Linked DNA regions of Mus musculus: region 2 is linked to region 1. Evidence: chromatin loops called from intact Hi-C (ENCODE). Cell type or tissue: left cerebral cortex. All regions are shown on one strand.

What was found. A loop is a pair of places that touch in the nucleus more often than their neighbours do. Peaks named below come from ENCODE experiments on the same cell type or tissue, not always from the same donor. Only the 100,000 strongest peaks of a DNase experiment are listed, where the experiment ranks them.
Region 2: a loop joins it to region 1, with 1.9 times the contacts of the local background. A loop is called at or near these places in 1 of 42 quality-filtered maps.

The regions. Positions count from the first base shown.
Region 1 is chr17:5,837,781-5,845,780 of GRCm38, forward strand. It overlaps Snx9 (sorting nexin 9), which reads left to right and starts at 3,544. Exons shown (of 18, transcript NM_025664.6): 1 at 3,544-3,766. The coding sequence starts at 3,755. It overlaps Gm35474 (a long non-coding RNA gene), which reads right to left. Exons shown (of 2, transcript XR_876357.2): 2 at 7,932-8,000. In left cerebral cortex, no CTCF peak of the experiment used is centred here; DNase peaks (open chromatin) are centred at 3,194, 3,602 and 4,009; H3K4me3 peaks cover 2,018 bases; H3K27ac peaks cover 1,590 bases.
Region 2 is chr17:5,923,482-5,931,481 of GRCm38, forward strand. Snx9 (sorting nexin 9) reads left to right here. Exons shown (of 18, transcript NM_025664.6): 14 at 1,124-1,200; 15 at 2,591-2,680; 16 at 3,725-3,839; 17 at 4,724-4,815; 18 at 7,089-8,000. The coding sequence ends at 7,136. It overlaps Gm46599 (a long non-coding RNA gene), which reads left to right and starts at 4,825. Exons shown (of 2, transcript XR_001782195.1): 1 at 4,825-4,987; 2 at 5,050-5,870. In left cerebral cortex, CTCF peaks have their summits at 5 and 4,224 (motif pointing left); a DNase peak (open chromatin) is centred at 979.

The DNA of each region.
Region 1 (8,000 bases):
ATCATATAATCTCTCAAGCAGTGTTCTAGCATCTTGTAACAGTTACCGATACCTGAAATAATTGTGGGCAGGGCTTTATTTTAAATGGTGGTTTCAGTCTAAGGTCAATTAGTTCCCCATCAACCTGACAGGCATAATGGAGCACAGCTCCTCACTCATGGTTGCCAGGAAGCTGTAAGATACTTTATCTTGTGCTGATCCTAAGACCCACCTTTCTGCAAGAATTGTAGCAAGCACTGGCCCCACCAAGTAACATAGTACAAGAAAGGTAAGGATTTTTTGTATGCTGAGGGAAAGTCCTGTTATGACAGGAAACAGCATGGCCCTGGTAGGCAGACTAAGCCTATTCCCACAGGAGACAAACTATAAACAGACTGGGAGACTTGAGTATGCTGCAGGTCTGAGAGAGGTTGGCTCTTCACAGATGTGAGCATTAAGGACTGGGAGGCAGTAAGAAGAGAAAGGGCTAAGAGGCCCAGTTCTAAGCTGGTTTTGTTACAAAGACAACACAATCATGAGCTTTTATTTAAAACAAAAGAGAGCAAGTATAAGCTTCAAGAACATGCCTCAGCGACCTGCTTCTTTCAGCTCCACCCCACTTCTAGAAATTTCTACTTTATAATGTCATTAGATTATGAATCCATCAATAGACTAATCCATTCGTTAGTTTGTCTCAGCATTCTCATGATCGCTCAGTCACCTATTCCACAACAGGAAGTCAAGCCTTTAACACCTGAGCCTTGGGGAGACACTTCCTATTTGAACCTACAAGCAGGTATAGTCACATCTCAAAGAGAACTTTGTGTTCCCATGTTCATAGCAATTCACACTTTGCCTAGTAAAAACATGGGTGGCTTTACTTGTTTATTAGGGAAACATTTTTAAAACAAGTGTTTACTTGTTTATCAAGTTAAGACGTGAGTTATTTGCTTATTAAAACATGAACTTTAAACAGGGCTGGGGAAGTGTTGGTGGCTAAGGACACTTGCTGCTCTGCCAGAGGATTCAGGTTTGATGCGCACAGATGATAGCTCACAACTATCTATAGCATCAGGGCCAGGAGATCCAATGCTCTCTTTTGGCATTCATACACATAAAATTAAATTTTAATATAAATTTATGCTTTAAAATTCTTTTTAAGCATGGCCAGTATGATCTGGTTAAACTTTCTAGACTTTTTTGCACTTGTACACCATTTCTTTACTTTTCACACATGTGGATTGTACACTCAATATTTTCTTCCGTGTTTGGCAATACTCTTAAAATACTGTTTGCCATTGATATCCATGGGTGATGGGTCCCAGACTCTCTGTAGCTATAAACTCTGAAAATGTTCAATTCCATTCACAAAAATGGGCATAACGTGCCCATAGAACTTTTATGCAGCCTCCCATCTTTTGAACCATTTGTAGTACAAACTGTAGGTAGATAAATAGCTGTTATTTTGTTGTTTAGAAAATAATTTACAATCAGTACAGAGGCATTTTTTTCTTTTCAGATATTTTCAATCTGAAACTGGCTGAATGTGGGGATGGGAATGTGTGAAGAGAAAGGATTGATTGTATTAGCCTTATATAAGCCTCCTAGAACATAAATTCATATAATTATGTCTTACTGGGACAATCCTCTTAACAAGTACATGGATGTTTTCTTTTGGGGCTTAAAATGCTTTGATAAATATCTTTGCTGACGTGTCCCAGTCTGAATGGAGAATTTGTCCTTAGAAGCTGTTGGTCCTAAGGCTAGGGTTACTTTCAATTTTGATATTACCAAGTCAGTTATTTGAGCCATGATTTATCATTGTAAATAAATAATAACTTTTTCAAAGGGTTAAATAGGATATGGGCTTCCTGTCTAGAATACAGAAAGAAGGGTCTCAATGACTTCCCTGTTCCTGTCAGGAGAAGGACAACAGCCTGGACTGCCCAGATGGCTCAGCTGATAAGGACTCGGCAGCCACTGTCTCAGTTTGACCTCCAGGACCTACGTGGTGGAAGAAGAGAATAGACTCCTATAAGTTGTCCTCTGACTTCACACGTGCTATATGCATGTTCACACTCATAACTTGTATGTGTGTGTTAGGGTTCCTAGTGTGGTGATAAAATAAATCCTATGATAAGCAACTTGGTGAGGAAAGAGTTTATTTTGCTTACGCTCCTGTGTCAGACTCCATCATGGAAAGAAATCAGGGCAGAAACTCAGGTCAGGAACCTGAAGGCAGGAACTGATGCAGAGGCCATGGAGGGCAGCTGCTTACTGGTTTGTCCCCCAGGGCTTGATTAGCCTGCTTTCTTACAGCAACAAGGGCCACCAGCACAGATGTGGGCTGGGCGACATAGCTGGGCCTTCACACACCTTTAATAATCAAGAAAATACACCACAGGCATGACTGAAAGTCAATCTGGTGTTTTTTGTTTTTGTTTTCCCCTAGATGAGGTCCCCTACTTCTAACATGACTCTAGCCTTTGTCAAGTAGACATGACACTAGCTAGCAGTAACACACACACAGACACAAGAATATTTCCATGCCTGACTATAGCATTGATACACACAAACATCCACAGAAAACTCTGAATTACCACTTAAACACTATTTTTGGCTGTAACTTGCAAATTCTCTGGTCAGTAAAAAAAAACATTTTTTTTTCCCCAGTGCTGGGGTGCAAACACCTATGTGTCATTCTTTCTACCACCCCCAGTCCTAGAAGCTACAAATTTGACAGTAAAATTAAATATCAACTTCCTGGGATAAGAGAGTCGATTTTATTTGTCTAGAAGATGCATCCTTATTATAAACAACTGCATTAAACTATTGCACTGATTAAGGTAAATCTTCCAGTCTCATCTTTTGTGAAAGTCTCATCGATCAATTCAAACCATTCGTTTATTAATAAAACCCATACAGATCCAACTGCAGACAAACTACTCTCAATCAAAGATGTTATAATTCGGGCTTCTCTTTTAACTTAAGGAAACCTGTTGCGCCCTCAAACTTCTTGAGGCATTTTTAAACAATCCAAAGGGCAGAATTGGGTCATCTCAGGTGGAGTCCCCAAGCGTCCAGGCCCAGAAGCCCAGGCCAGATCACAGCCTCCGAGAAATCCCATGCAGCCTAGATGCAGGAAGCCATTGCTCGCCCTGGGCTGGCTTGTCCGTGTGGCGCTCGCAGTAGTCACCCCCAAGCACCCCGATCCCTCAGCAAGCCCCGCCGTGGGCCCGGGATCCCAGGCGGGTGGCTCCCGTCAGTTCCCGGGGATCACCGTTCTCCGGCTCGCAGAGAGCCGGGCCTGAGGCACAGCCCCCCTCGGCGCCGCGCCCAGCGAACGGCTCGGCGGCGGCGGCGACCAGGCCGCGACCCCGACGCCCGTCCGACCCCGCAGCCGCCGCTCCAGCCAGGGCCCTGCGCTCGGAGCCGCGGGCGGCGGGGTCGGGGCGGAGGCCGGGGCGGGCGAGGAGGCCGGGCTGCGGCCGAGGCCCCAGGCGCGCTTCCGCCGCGCACGCCGCGGTCCATGGGAGGCTTGGCCGGCGGGGGCGGGGGCCGCGCAGCCGGGACTTTCAGGAACTGCAGGCGCGGGCGGCGGCGGGAGTCGCCGAGCCGCGGGGGCCGGAGCGCCGAGAGCAGGACTGAGGCGGAGCCGCCGCGCCGGGCCGCAGCCACCGAACCGCAGACGGAGTCGACCTCCCCGCCCGCTTAGGGCCGAAGCTCCGCAGCACGGGAGACCAGCCGGCCCGCCGGGGCCGGGGAACCGCCCGCCATGGCCACCAAGGTGAGGGGCGCGCGGCGCAGGCCGGACCGGCCGTTCGGCTCCGCGGCGCCGTGGCGAGGCCGAAGCGCCCCGACGCGTCGCTCGCGAGCTCCCCCCACCCCTCACCCCGCGACCTCGGGCACCAGAGCGGGGTCACGCCGAGCGCTGGGGTCCGCTCCCCCTGGGCGGCGGCGGCTCCGCAAAGTTTGCACCTGAGCGGAGACGGGCGCCCCGGCACGCGGAGTTCCCGTAGCCCCGGAGCAGCGCGCGGGCCACTCGGACGCTGCCGCTCCGCACTGAGCCTGGCGCCTGCCTCCTTCCTCCGTACGGCAGCCCGGCGCTCGAGCCGGGCGGGGAGGACGCTGCAGCCTCCGGGAGTCACGCTCCCTCCGCGTCCACTGCCTTCCAGGCTCTCATTTTTTCCTTTTGGTTTTGGCTGGCTTTTTCTGTTTGAATGGGACGTTTTCGGAGCGAATAAAGTATCAAGAGGGAAATGACTGTGCTTTTAGATTACGTGTTTGCCGGCAGAAAAAAAAGAAAAAGAAAGAAAGAAAACATAAAAGGCCCAGGCCCCAACTGCTTAGTGGAACTTTGGTTCCTGCTTGGTAAATGGCCAGGAATCTTGGTTTGCTTATTTTTTTGTTATTGTTTGTGAAATTAGCAGTCCGTTTTTGCTATCTGAGTCTGCAAAAACAAAACAACAACAACAAAAATTAGTTTCTCCTGTTCCTTTTTCTTGTGCGGTTTCAGTAGTCACTTGGGAATGAAATAGCCACCGGGAAAAGCCTAAGCCTTGGAAGTGAGGACCTGGGGTGGGAGGCACCATAGGTGAACCTCTGATAGACCTGCGATGTGCGGGTAGCAGACAGACTGGTACTCGGAGCTTTGATTATGTCACCTTTACAAACAGCGTGCCTTTTCCAGATTTATTTTTGACACGTCTAAGCTACTTCTGGCTTGATGAAAACTTTTTTTTTTTTTTAAAGATGGGTGTTTATAGAAGGTATAGGAAAGTGTTAAGGAATTTGGAAGGTCAGAAGTGCCTGATTTCATTTAGTCTGTTGAAGTTGGGGCCCAGAAAAATTCATTTTCTCTGTCCTGACTCTGTCTAGGTGTAGTGTTTATATGTAAATGAAGCTTCTTCAGAAACCTACTGCTACTGTTGAAATAATTGCCTTGTTAGTAGTATATCTGAGCAGTTGTTGCTTGGTTTTCCTAGATATAAGACAACTACCTACCTTTCAATATACTTATATTGTGACAAACTTTGTTGGAGATGAAACCTAATTTAAGCAGAGGATTTTTGAGGTTTGTTGCCTAGACATTTCAGAAATTGAAAATTCAATTACAGAGTTATCTTGCAACATTGACAATGATTTGTGACATAGACCCTATTCTGTAATATTTGTACTGATCTGAGGCATGCATGCCTACTTCAGCTTAGCAAGTAATGCATATATCCAAGCAGAGGAAAAAGTTTTATTTGATGGTGGCGAAGCCTTATGTTTCCAGTGAAAAAGCACGGCTGTCCTTGGGCTGAAATTGAGGTGCCTGTGACCCCTCTGCACACTGCCTCACTACCTGTGTAAGCACTTCCTACTTGTTATCTGCTTCTGAAGGCAAATTCCAGCTCTCCTGGCTGCCTGTTGGTGCCCTTCCCTAGTTTGTAATCACAGTTCCAAGAGGCCGCATCCCCAGGTGGACCAGAGGACAAACCACTGCCCTCTGAAGAAAGGGGCTGGTTGGGAAAGCCTCGTTAAAGGGAACTCCTCTGCGCTTTTCTCCGTTTGTGTGTCAAAGCAAAGCTCATTTTTGAGTTGGTCCCTGAAAGACACACCTCTTCCCTTCCCCACAGCTGAAGAGTTGGAGTTCTTCCCTTCCTTGAACCCTGTAGGTGGTCAGGTGTACTTAGCAAGGACTGATGATGGACTCAATGACGTTTAAGCCCAAGTAGTGCCCAGGCTTTTGCTATAAGAGCTAAGTGTTGGGAAATGAATGCATCACGTGGACAGCTGGTAGGGTTGGGATTGCCTTAGTGCTTATGGGAAAATGGCTTTAATTCTCCCATACACAGTTTTAGTCTAAGTCGTTCTTACAATATTTTCTTGAATATACACTTATCTCTGAAGTCACATGATTATTTTGAAAAATATTTATTTTATGTGTATGGGTGTTTTGTTCCAAGAAGAGGGATCTGGATTCCCTGGAACTGGAGTCAACTGACCGTCGTAAGTAGTCACGTGGATTCTAGGAACCAAATCCTGTTCCTCTGCAAGAGCAGTGGTGCTCCGTAACCACTGGGCCATCTCGCTAGCCCTGAATTCTCATGACTTTTAAGAGCTTTTGGTAGAGTCATAATAGAAAAAAAAATTGTGTAGAGCTTTAATTGGGCAGATCTTCATTGCTAAAGACAATTCGTCAGTAACTATATGCTTTAAAGGGATCATCTGGGTTTCGTTTCTAATCTTTCCTCAGTAGACTGCTGAGCTCTGCTTAAGTTCGCACACAGCTTAGAGTCCAGTCATGTCTTATTTAGCAAACAGGGCTACAGGCCTTGAGAGTGTCTCAGTCTTGACCTGTGTTAGATGCTTCTTAACATTATTCTCTGACGTAATCCTGAAGTGAATTTGAGTAAATGAGTTTTATCTAAAGGATCAGGCCTTGAGAATTGTTTGTATATATAAAAATGAGCATAAAATAATTCATGGCAGTTGATCTATCTCTATATGGTTAGCTGTAAGTTCCAAACCAGGATTAACATTTGCTAATTGATATGGAGGATCCTTTTGCTATTACATGGTCACTTTATAGCAGTAGTAAAGATCGTGGGGTGCTAATCCCTCCCTTCCAGCTTCCCCTTCCATATATAGTATCTGACATTATATGTATGTTTTATGCAGCCTTTTGGGTGAATTAGATGAGTGTGGAACATTAGAAATCTGGGTAGGAAGTGAGGTTCCATACTGGACTAGATTCATGAGGATAGTTCAGAAGCAACTTTGCGATCTCTTCTAAACACTCCTTCATTTTAATACTAGAAACCCCTATCTGAAGCTTCTTAAGAATTAAAGTTAAGAGCTGAGGAGATGGAACTCAGATGTAAAGTGTACACGCATGGGGCCCTGAGTTCCAGAATCAAGGTTAAAATAAATAAATAAATAAATAAAGCCAAGTGTGCACTCCTTAGTTATGGCCCTGGGAAGGCCCTATCAGGCCCCACTAGTCAGCCAGCCTGACCTAACCTTGAGTCAGCTAGTGCCTGGTTCACTGAAAATATGATCGGCAGCAAGAAGGGTGACCCTTGTGACCTCTGGCCTCCTGGCTCCACACACATGCACACTTGAGTGTGTGCATTCATTAGAGCACACACGTTAAGACTGTTTTTCTAGTCTTTTTTTGGAGGGTGGAATGGTTTTGTTTTTTGAGGCAGGGTCTCGCTATGTAGTTCTCACTGCCCGGCACTTGCTCTGCAAACCAAGCTGACTGTTACCACCCAGGTATCTATGGGCCTGTGCTTCCTCAGTGCTGGAGTTAAAGGCGTGTGCTGCAACACCTAGCTGCTTTTACAAGTTTAAAAACAGAATATAGGGTGCTTCCCAATCACTTCTGTGTGACAGTATTTTATATGACTTAAATCTCTGTGTGTGTGGTGAAAGAAAGATCCTATAACAATAGCAACATGAAAATTTAACAAAGGAGTAAGAGATTAGAAAGCAAACAGCTTTGCCAAGATAGTTTTTGCTATCTCTTGCCTTTATCACCTGAAATCAAATAATAGCTTAACTTTAACGACTTAAAACTTGGTAGCTTTCAACACAGTTTAGTGATGTCCACTTGGAATCCTAGTTCTAGGGAAAGTAGAGTCAGGGAGATCCACATTCAAGGCCAATCTGGGCTCTGTACTGAGACCCTTTGAAGCAAGCCCTGTAGGCATGCATTGCTGTTCCTTCTTCTTGAATTGCTGTGCCTGTGAGGTCTTAGCCTAGAGCAGCACCTCCCAGAAGCCTCTCATGCCATCCCCTGCCAATTATGTGTGCTTCCATGACTGGTGGCTGCCTCCTTGAGGATGCTGTGGGTCCCTGGAGGCTGGAGTTTTGTGTTTGCTTACCTTTGTATCCCCAGCGACGGTTTGGAAGAACACGGTGATGTTCTACTGAGCACCATGCAGTGTACATACAGTATAATGTGAAGTGACCTACACACTATAGCTTTAATGGAGTAGTGCATCTCCAACTGTAAGCTAACAACCGTTTTG
Region 2 (8,000 bases), 86 kb after region 1:
CTGCAGTTCTGAAACTGTAACGACAGGCACACGCATTGGCGCTGCTTTCCCTGTTCAGATGTCACTTGGTGGTGGCCAGGGGCTCCGCAAAGCAGGGGTTCCTGATGGAAGAGTTTTAAAGAAGAACAAAGAAGCGATGTCAGAGAAAGGTGCAGTTCTGTCAGAGACGATCGAGGCCGCTTCTGGAAGTGCAAAAACTAGACTCAGCTAGAAACTGACTATGGATCAGGTTAAGCCTCCAGGCCTGGTGGCCCGCGTGAGGGCATGGGAGGGACAGAGGGTGTCACCACAGACATTGAGTGTGTAGTGCATGACTCACACTCCTAACACCCCACAAAAAGACAGGGGTGACAAGAGCCCCAGGTTAAGGAACATGCCATCCTGTCTGTGTGTGCACTACCTTTGCACACTGGCTCTCACAGAGCCTGCCTGAGGTGCTGGAGGCCCACACGCTGCTCTGCTCCTCGTGAGAGCAGAGCCATGACCTTTTCCTAGGTGTGCCGCAGTGTCCTTGTTCTTTAAAGATTGCCTAGAACGTGATGTGTGTCCCAGGAAAAGAGAAACCGGGAGCACGGGGTCTAGATGGAAAAGCTGGTCACTGTCTGAGTTAGAGTTTCTATGGCTGTGATCAAACACTAACCAAAAGCCACTTGGAGCAAAGCATTTGTTTTAGCTTACAATTGAGGAAAGTCAGGGCAGGAACTGTTGCAGAGGCCATAGAGGAACTCTGTTTACTGGCCTGTGCCTCCTAGCTAGCTTAGCCCCCTTTTGTATAGCACTGAGGACCACCAGCCTAGGGGGTGGAGCCACCCACGGTGAGCTGGGCCCTCCTGCGGTGATCATTAGTAAGGAAAATGCACCCGAGGCCAGCCTAGTTTTTGATTTTCTCAGCCGAGGTGTCTTCTTCCAATGACTCTACAGCTTATGTCAAGCTGACATTAAAAGCACAGACACCATCTGCTGTCTGGAAACCAAAGAGTGGGGGATGGGAGTTCTCACCAACGTTGACAGTTTTTAAGTTTTCTACACTAAAACTATCAATAAAGTCTGTAACAAAAACCGTAAGTGTGGGGGAATATGTGTAACACAGTATAGTCTCTTCCAAGACTGCTGTCTGTTTCAGGAGAGACCGACCTTAACGATGCAATCACAGAAGCTGGGAAGACGTATGAGGAGATCGCCAGCCTTGTGGCAGAGCAGGTACTGCTGGGATCACACTCCCCAGCCCACATTGGTTGTTTAAACCCAAACAGCTGTCCCCTTTCTGTTTCTGTGGCTTTCTGTTCATTTTATTTAGTGATAATGTTTTTCTTTTTCAGTTAAGCCAGAGAAGACAAATGTCTCATTAAGAAATCCAAGTGAAGCTTTGTAGCTTACACCTGTAGCTTACACCTGTAGTACTAGAACACCAGAGGCTGGAGGCTAGCCTGGGCTACATGGGGCGTTTTTGTTGTTGTTGTTGTTGTTGTGTTGGGTTTTTTTTTTTGATTTTTCGAGACAGGGTTTCTCTGTAAAGCCCTAGTTGTCCTGGAACTCACTCTGTAGACCAGGCTGGCCTCGAACTCAGAAATCCGACTGCCTCTGCTTCCCAAGTGCTGGGATTAAAGGCGTGCGCCACCACGCCTGGCAGGGCCTGGCAACATGGAGCGTTTTAAGCTGATCTCAGTTACAGAGTAAGGCCCTTTCTCAAGAAGACAAAGAAAAAGAATCTAGGCTGGGCATGGTGGCACACGCCTTTAATCCCAGCACTTGAGAGGAGAGGCAGGCGGATTTCTGAGTTCGAGGCCAGCCTGGTCTACAGAGTGAGTTCCAGGACAGCTAGGGCTACACAGAGAAACCCTGTCTCAAAAAACCAAAAAAAAAAAAAAAAAAAAAAAAAAAAAAAAAAGAATCTAAGTGTGTGTGTGTGTGTGTGTGTGGGGGTCCTGTGGCTCAGTGGTAGTTGGCCTAGATTGCTATTCATATCTGTAAGGCTCAGATTTTGATCCCAACACCGTCCAAAAATGAAGGTAGGGGATGGAACTGAAGTGAGTTGGCCACGGTGCCTCTGACCCACTCTCAGCCAGAGGCTAGAGTGGCGAGGAGCCCTGGCATAGCCCTTGCACTGCTGCCTGCCCTCTCTAGCTTGCTTTCCTCATCTGTGAAGTGCCTTGGATGAGCCTCAGGAATGTAGGCAGTATTTTTTATTGTCTATTAAAATATAGACATTAAACGGTAACATCTTTGCTTGTTATAATTTTATGCCTGTATTTTATTGATTAAAAATGGCCCAGGACACATATGTAGCAGAGGGCTGCCATCTCTGGCCTCAGTGGATGCACCCAATCCCGCAGAGACTTGACTCTCCAGGGTGGGGGCACAGATGGACACGATGGCACATACCCTTAATCCCAGCACCCAGGAGCCAGAGGCACACAGATGTATGTGGGTTCAAGGCCAGCCAGACCCTAAACAGTGAGAGCATTTCAGTAAAGAAGCAGCACTCAGCCCTCTGTCACACAGGAGGATGTGGGCATCATTCCTCATTAGTTTCTTCTCTTTAATTTTCTAAATCCTCCACTAGTAACAGCCAGCCTGTGTCTCGTTATAGCCAAAGAAGGACCTCCACTTCCTGATGGAGTGCAACCATGAGTACAAAGGCTTTCTCGGCTGCTTCCCGGACATCATTGGTGCCCACAAGGTAAGTCACTGTGCTCTCAGGGCCTCCCAGACGCACAGCATCGCCGAGCCGCAGTTGTTTAGATCCTACGTGTATCCACAAGAAATGTGGTGGTGCACGCCTGTAATCCCAGCAGTGAGTTTGAGGCCAGCCTGGTCTACAGATAAGTTCCAAGCCAGACAGGACTACACACTGAGACCCTGTGTCAAAAGGAAGATGAAGGCACAGTATCCTAAGTCCCACCATAAAGTTTTAAAACTAAATTTAAAAGTTAGTTGGTAGATCTTGATGATTTAATGCTGGTTAGCATTTCCTCTCAGGGTCTCTGTGGTACGCTAGTGTGTTGAGGTGCCCTTGCATTTGTTAGGAAGCTCTCAGCAAAGGGCTGGTCTGTGTCTCAGCAGTGCTCCATGAGGAATCATGAAGGAGCAGCACAAACAATGTTTGTGTAACTCAGACAGCTTCATATGAAACTCAGGAGGTTGGCTCGTCAGAACTTGAGCAGCAGAGTTGGAGGGTCAGGCCTGGAGCCTCGCTTACACTTCACAGTGGAGCTGTCTTTGCGGGGGACATAAGTACTGAGTGGTGTCTGGAGCTGCGTGAGGACCAGCGCCAGTGTTTACAGCTGCTTCCATCCAGAATGAGAGTACAGGACCCAGGACCTCTCACAAACAACAAAGGAAAGCCCTGCAGTCTGCACAGCCAAGCCCGGCTCGCTCGTAAATGCTGTGTCATAGCAGCAGAGAGGACACGTGCCCCTGAGACAGCTCATGTGCCTTTCTGACCTCTCATCCCTTCTCCTCTGTGTACTCCTGACACCAACAGCGCAGAATCTTACATGGGCAGAGTTTTGTTTGTTTCTCTTATCACAGTGTGTAGCACTGCACATTCTAGCTTTATTGCAGTTTCCAGGAGCATCAGCCTTCAGGCTTCAGAGGGACTTAGAGGGAGTTGGCCTGGGATGTTCTGCTCTGTACCACAGAGTGTCAGCATTGCATCTTCAGCTAATGACTACTGCTCTTTGCTTTGTCTTCTTAAATACTGTTACATTTATGTATTTTCCAGGGAGCAATAGAAAAAGTGAAAGAAAGTGATAAGCTGGTTGCAACTAGTAAAATTACTCCCCAAGACAAGCAGACCATGGTGAAGAGAGTTGGCACCATGTCTTACGCTCTGCAAGGTAAGAGAAAGGGTGGTGAGTAACTGGGAAGAGCTGTTCCCAGCTCCCAGCGTCAAACCTGCTTGCTGGTAGAAATCCAAATGTTGAGTCCCAGTGAAATTCAAAGCTAATTTAAAATGTCTATCTGCTTCTAGGTAGCGTTTTATTTTACAGATGAACTTGGGATAGCTGTGGGTGATTACACCCATACATCATTACTTCTAAGTGACACATTCTGTTAACAGCCTTTAATATCACACTGTTGTATTCAATTCCAAAGTCCAGAGCTGGTGGGATGGTTCAGTGGTTAAGAACACTGGCTGCTCTTCCAGAGGTCCTGAGTTCAATTCCTAGCAACCTCATGGTGGCTCACAACCATCTGTAAAGGAATCTGATGCCCTCTTCTGGCGTGCAGGTGTGCATGCAGACAGAGCACTTCTACAATTTAAAAAAATGCATAAATTAGTACATTTAGTACAGCTTCTAGAGGTCTGTGAACTCTGTGCTCTGGGACCATGGAATCTAAAGGAGGCTTGTGGGTATCACTTAGACATAATTTAGTTAGAAAGAAAGCAGCTGATTTCTAGAGGTGTGCGTGTGTCAGAGAAAAGAACAGCAATGGCCGTCTCTGTGTCTGGTGAAGGCTGACAGACATGTGCCTGTGCAGACTGAGGCTGTCAGTGGAATTCAGCTAGTCAGTGACAGCCATCCATTACTAGACAGTGGCACTTGCTGCAGGGGTCAGCTGTGTTTCTAGGCTCTTGGTAGACTTGGGCTGAGAACTGGTGCCTCTTAGAAGCAGCCAGATGAAGTCCTGCTGATGACGAGTCTTAGGCAAGCAGAGAATGTCATGTTGTTATTCGAAGTCTTGCTGGGAACTAATCCCTGTGATAATTTTGTTGTAGCTGAGATGAATCACTTTCACAGTAACCGGATCTATGATTACAACAGTGTCATCCGCCTCTACCTGGAGCAGCAAGTGCAGTTCTATGAAACAGTGAGTGTCCCCTCCCAACACCCCCCATCCACAGGTGTGTCCCCTCCCAACACCCCCCATCCACAGGTGTGTCCCCTCCCAACATCCCCATGCACATGTGTGAGGGCAGTGAGTGTCCCCTCCCAACACCCCCATCCACAGGTGTGTCCCCTCCCAACATCCCCATCCACAGGTGTGTCCCCTCCCAACATCCCCATCCACAGGTGTGTCCCCTCCCAACATCCCCATCCACAGGTGTGAGGGCAGTGAGTGTACCCTCCCAACACCCCCATCCACAGGTGTGAGGGCAGTGAGTGTCCCCTCCCAACACCCCCATCCACAGGTGTGAGGGCAGTGAGTGTCCCCTCCCAACACCCCCATCCACAGGTGTGTCCCCTCCCAACATCCCCCATCCACAGGTGTGAGGGCAGTGAGTGTCCCCTCCCAACATCCCCCCATGTACATGTGTGAAGGGAGGGAGGTTTTGGCCTAGTGCCCTTGACTAGATAGACTTGGTCAGTTATAATCTTTACTCCTGAGTGATAAACCAAAGGGGCTTACATTTTGAACAGAGTTTAGTGGTTTGATTTTTTTTTTAATCTTTTAAAATTCCATCTGAGGAATATTGGATCAAAAAAGCTTTCCTGGGCCTGGAGAGACAGCGTAGTGCTTAAGAGCTCCTGCTGCTGTCACAGAAAACCCAGGCTCAGTTTCTGTCAGTCACACTATGGCTCACAGTCATCTCTAACTCCAGCTCCAGGGGTCTCATGCCCTCTTCTGACCTCTGCGGGCACCAACCACACACAAGCCACATACACATACTTACAGGCAGAGGAGCTGCAGAGAAAAGAAAATGAATAGGTATAATCTTTGGAAATGTTTAAGCTTTACTTTGAAGAGCAGACATTGGTTCCTAGTTTTAAAGCCTTGAGCAGTCCTGACTGTGTGACTTCCTTCTTTCTGAGCCTCTCCACGCACGGGGACAGTGCCAGAGGATTGAGGTCACCCTGCTAACCCACAAGTTGTATCGTTTTCAGTTAGAGAAATAACCAAAGGCAGCCGTTGCTTGTGACCCAGGTTTTACAGTTACCAAAGGAGTCTCTTCAGGAAAACCAAAATAACACAATGTTTTAACATTTTCATTCAGCGAACTGTAAGGAAAACATAAATCCTCCCTCCCTTCCTCTGCCTTGTGCTGTTCTCCTTCGTTACACACTTCCACACTTCTCGTCGGTGTGCTTGAACTCAGGCCCTGCAGGGCAGCACAGAGGAGCAGTGAGCGCTTGCGGTAGCCTTGGTGCTCAGCCTGCCATTGCCTCCATGCATTCAGAGATACAGGCTAGCCCTCAGAACACATCTCTGCATGTGTCGCTTTTGGGTTGTACTCTGGCAAAAACACCTTGTGAGTTCTGGAAAAAGCTGCCGACTCACAATTCACAATTACACACAAGGTACACGTGTTACATGTACATTTAAACAGGTGCATTTAAAACACATGGACCTGATGTGTGGGGATGGACTCACTCTGGAGCACTCTCTGTCACAATGGCTGTCTGTGTCTTCTGACTTTCCTGTCGCTGCTGGGCTTAGCCCCTCTGTGTGTTAGACATAGTAGGTTACATGTGTCTCTGAGAAAACGTTGGAAAGGTAGCTCTCAAGGTGCTCATACTGTGGATTTATTAATTATCAAGCCCACACATGCTATAATTTTTGTAATTCAACACAGAAAACCATGTGCTTTGTCACTGTCGTCTTAGAGCAAATATCCCTGAAATTATTAACACTTACATTTCTGTACATGGAGCAAACATGTATGAGTATCTACTGTACACTTGCACTTCAAATGTTTAAGGTCCCCAGATGACTAAGGAACCTGAGCCTAAGGGTATTGAGTACCCTTATGGGAGGGTAGGCACATAGCAGATTCCCAGTGCACCCTGGGCTGTCAGATGCAAACTCCACATGCCCGCTACCTCCATAACAGGGAGTCTTAGTGTTCATACTTGTCTAGAAAAGAAGGGGACTCTGTGCACTTGCTTTCCGGAGAAGGGGCTAGTCTGAAAATGTAGCCCCCACCACCAGGCATGGCCTGGCCTTGGACCTGACTGGGCAGGTAGACAGGAGCAGGGGCACTGAGTCAAACGGCACAGAGTCCCAGTGGCTGCAGAGGAGCCTAACAGACCAACTAAAGGGTTTGATAAGGTTATGTTTAACTGGGAAGAGGGCGGATGGAACACTGTTCAGTTGTAATATCTCGGGGTGGAAATGTCTCAACTGTTCTGTTTTTTCACCAGATCGCAGAAAAGCTGAGGCAGGCCCTCAGCCGCTTCCCGGTTATGTAAACCAGAATGGAACACAAGAGAACTCCGAAGTGCTTCATTTACCTGGGGCAATGCGATTCAATTCCCTCCCCTCCCCGCCCCCCATCATAAGAGAGAGAAAAGGAAGAAAACCAAAAAGAAAGAAGTTGACAAACCCTGTTTTGGTCGTTAGCCACCTACGTGCGCTGTTGCCCAGGATGGCCTTTCTTGTTCATTTCAGCCTATTAGTTACCCAGTGAAAATGTCTATTTTTGGAAAATACTTAAATTTATCAAGATTTTGAATGAAGAAATAGGGGTTCTTCCTCCTGGTATTTTACATAGAATCGTAATTTATATATTACCTGTGATCTTCCAGTTCTTACCCAATGTCAGATAATTAATACTAATTGCTTTCTTAAAAATATGAAAAACGGCAGAATAAAAAGTATATCTTTGTATATTTTTATAACTCTTTCAGTCCTTTGGGGATCGTTGTCTGTTTGGGGGAGTCTGTACACCCTCACTGGCATAGCTACAGTTAAGTGCTCCCGGGATAGGGAAATAGAGTCCTCAGATCACCTACACCCTCAAACTTGGTGGTGGGTAGCCCATCAGAGGTCCCAGTAGGTGGGCACAGCAGGCAAGAAGACCCTGCCTCCCTACTGCTGCCCAGGTTGGTTCCCTGTGCTGAGGTAAATTCAGCATTCTTTGCACTCCCTCCTAGCTCATAGCACAGGTGGAAGCTCCCACCCTCGCACGCACGCTCTCCATCCCTCAGCGGCTGAGAGGAGAGGAGCTGTGGCCTGGTTTGGAGCAGCAGGCTGGTCAGTATTCTCTCAGAAGCAGAGTTCAGCGCCTGTTCCCTCCCACAGACTGGGAAAGTTAAGGACTAGAGTAAGTGGGA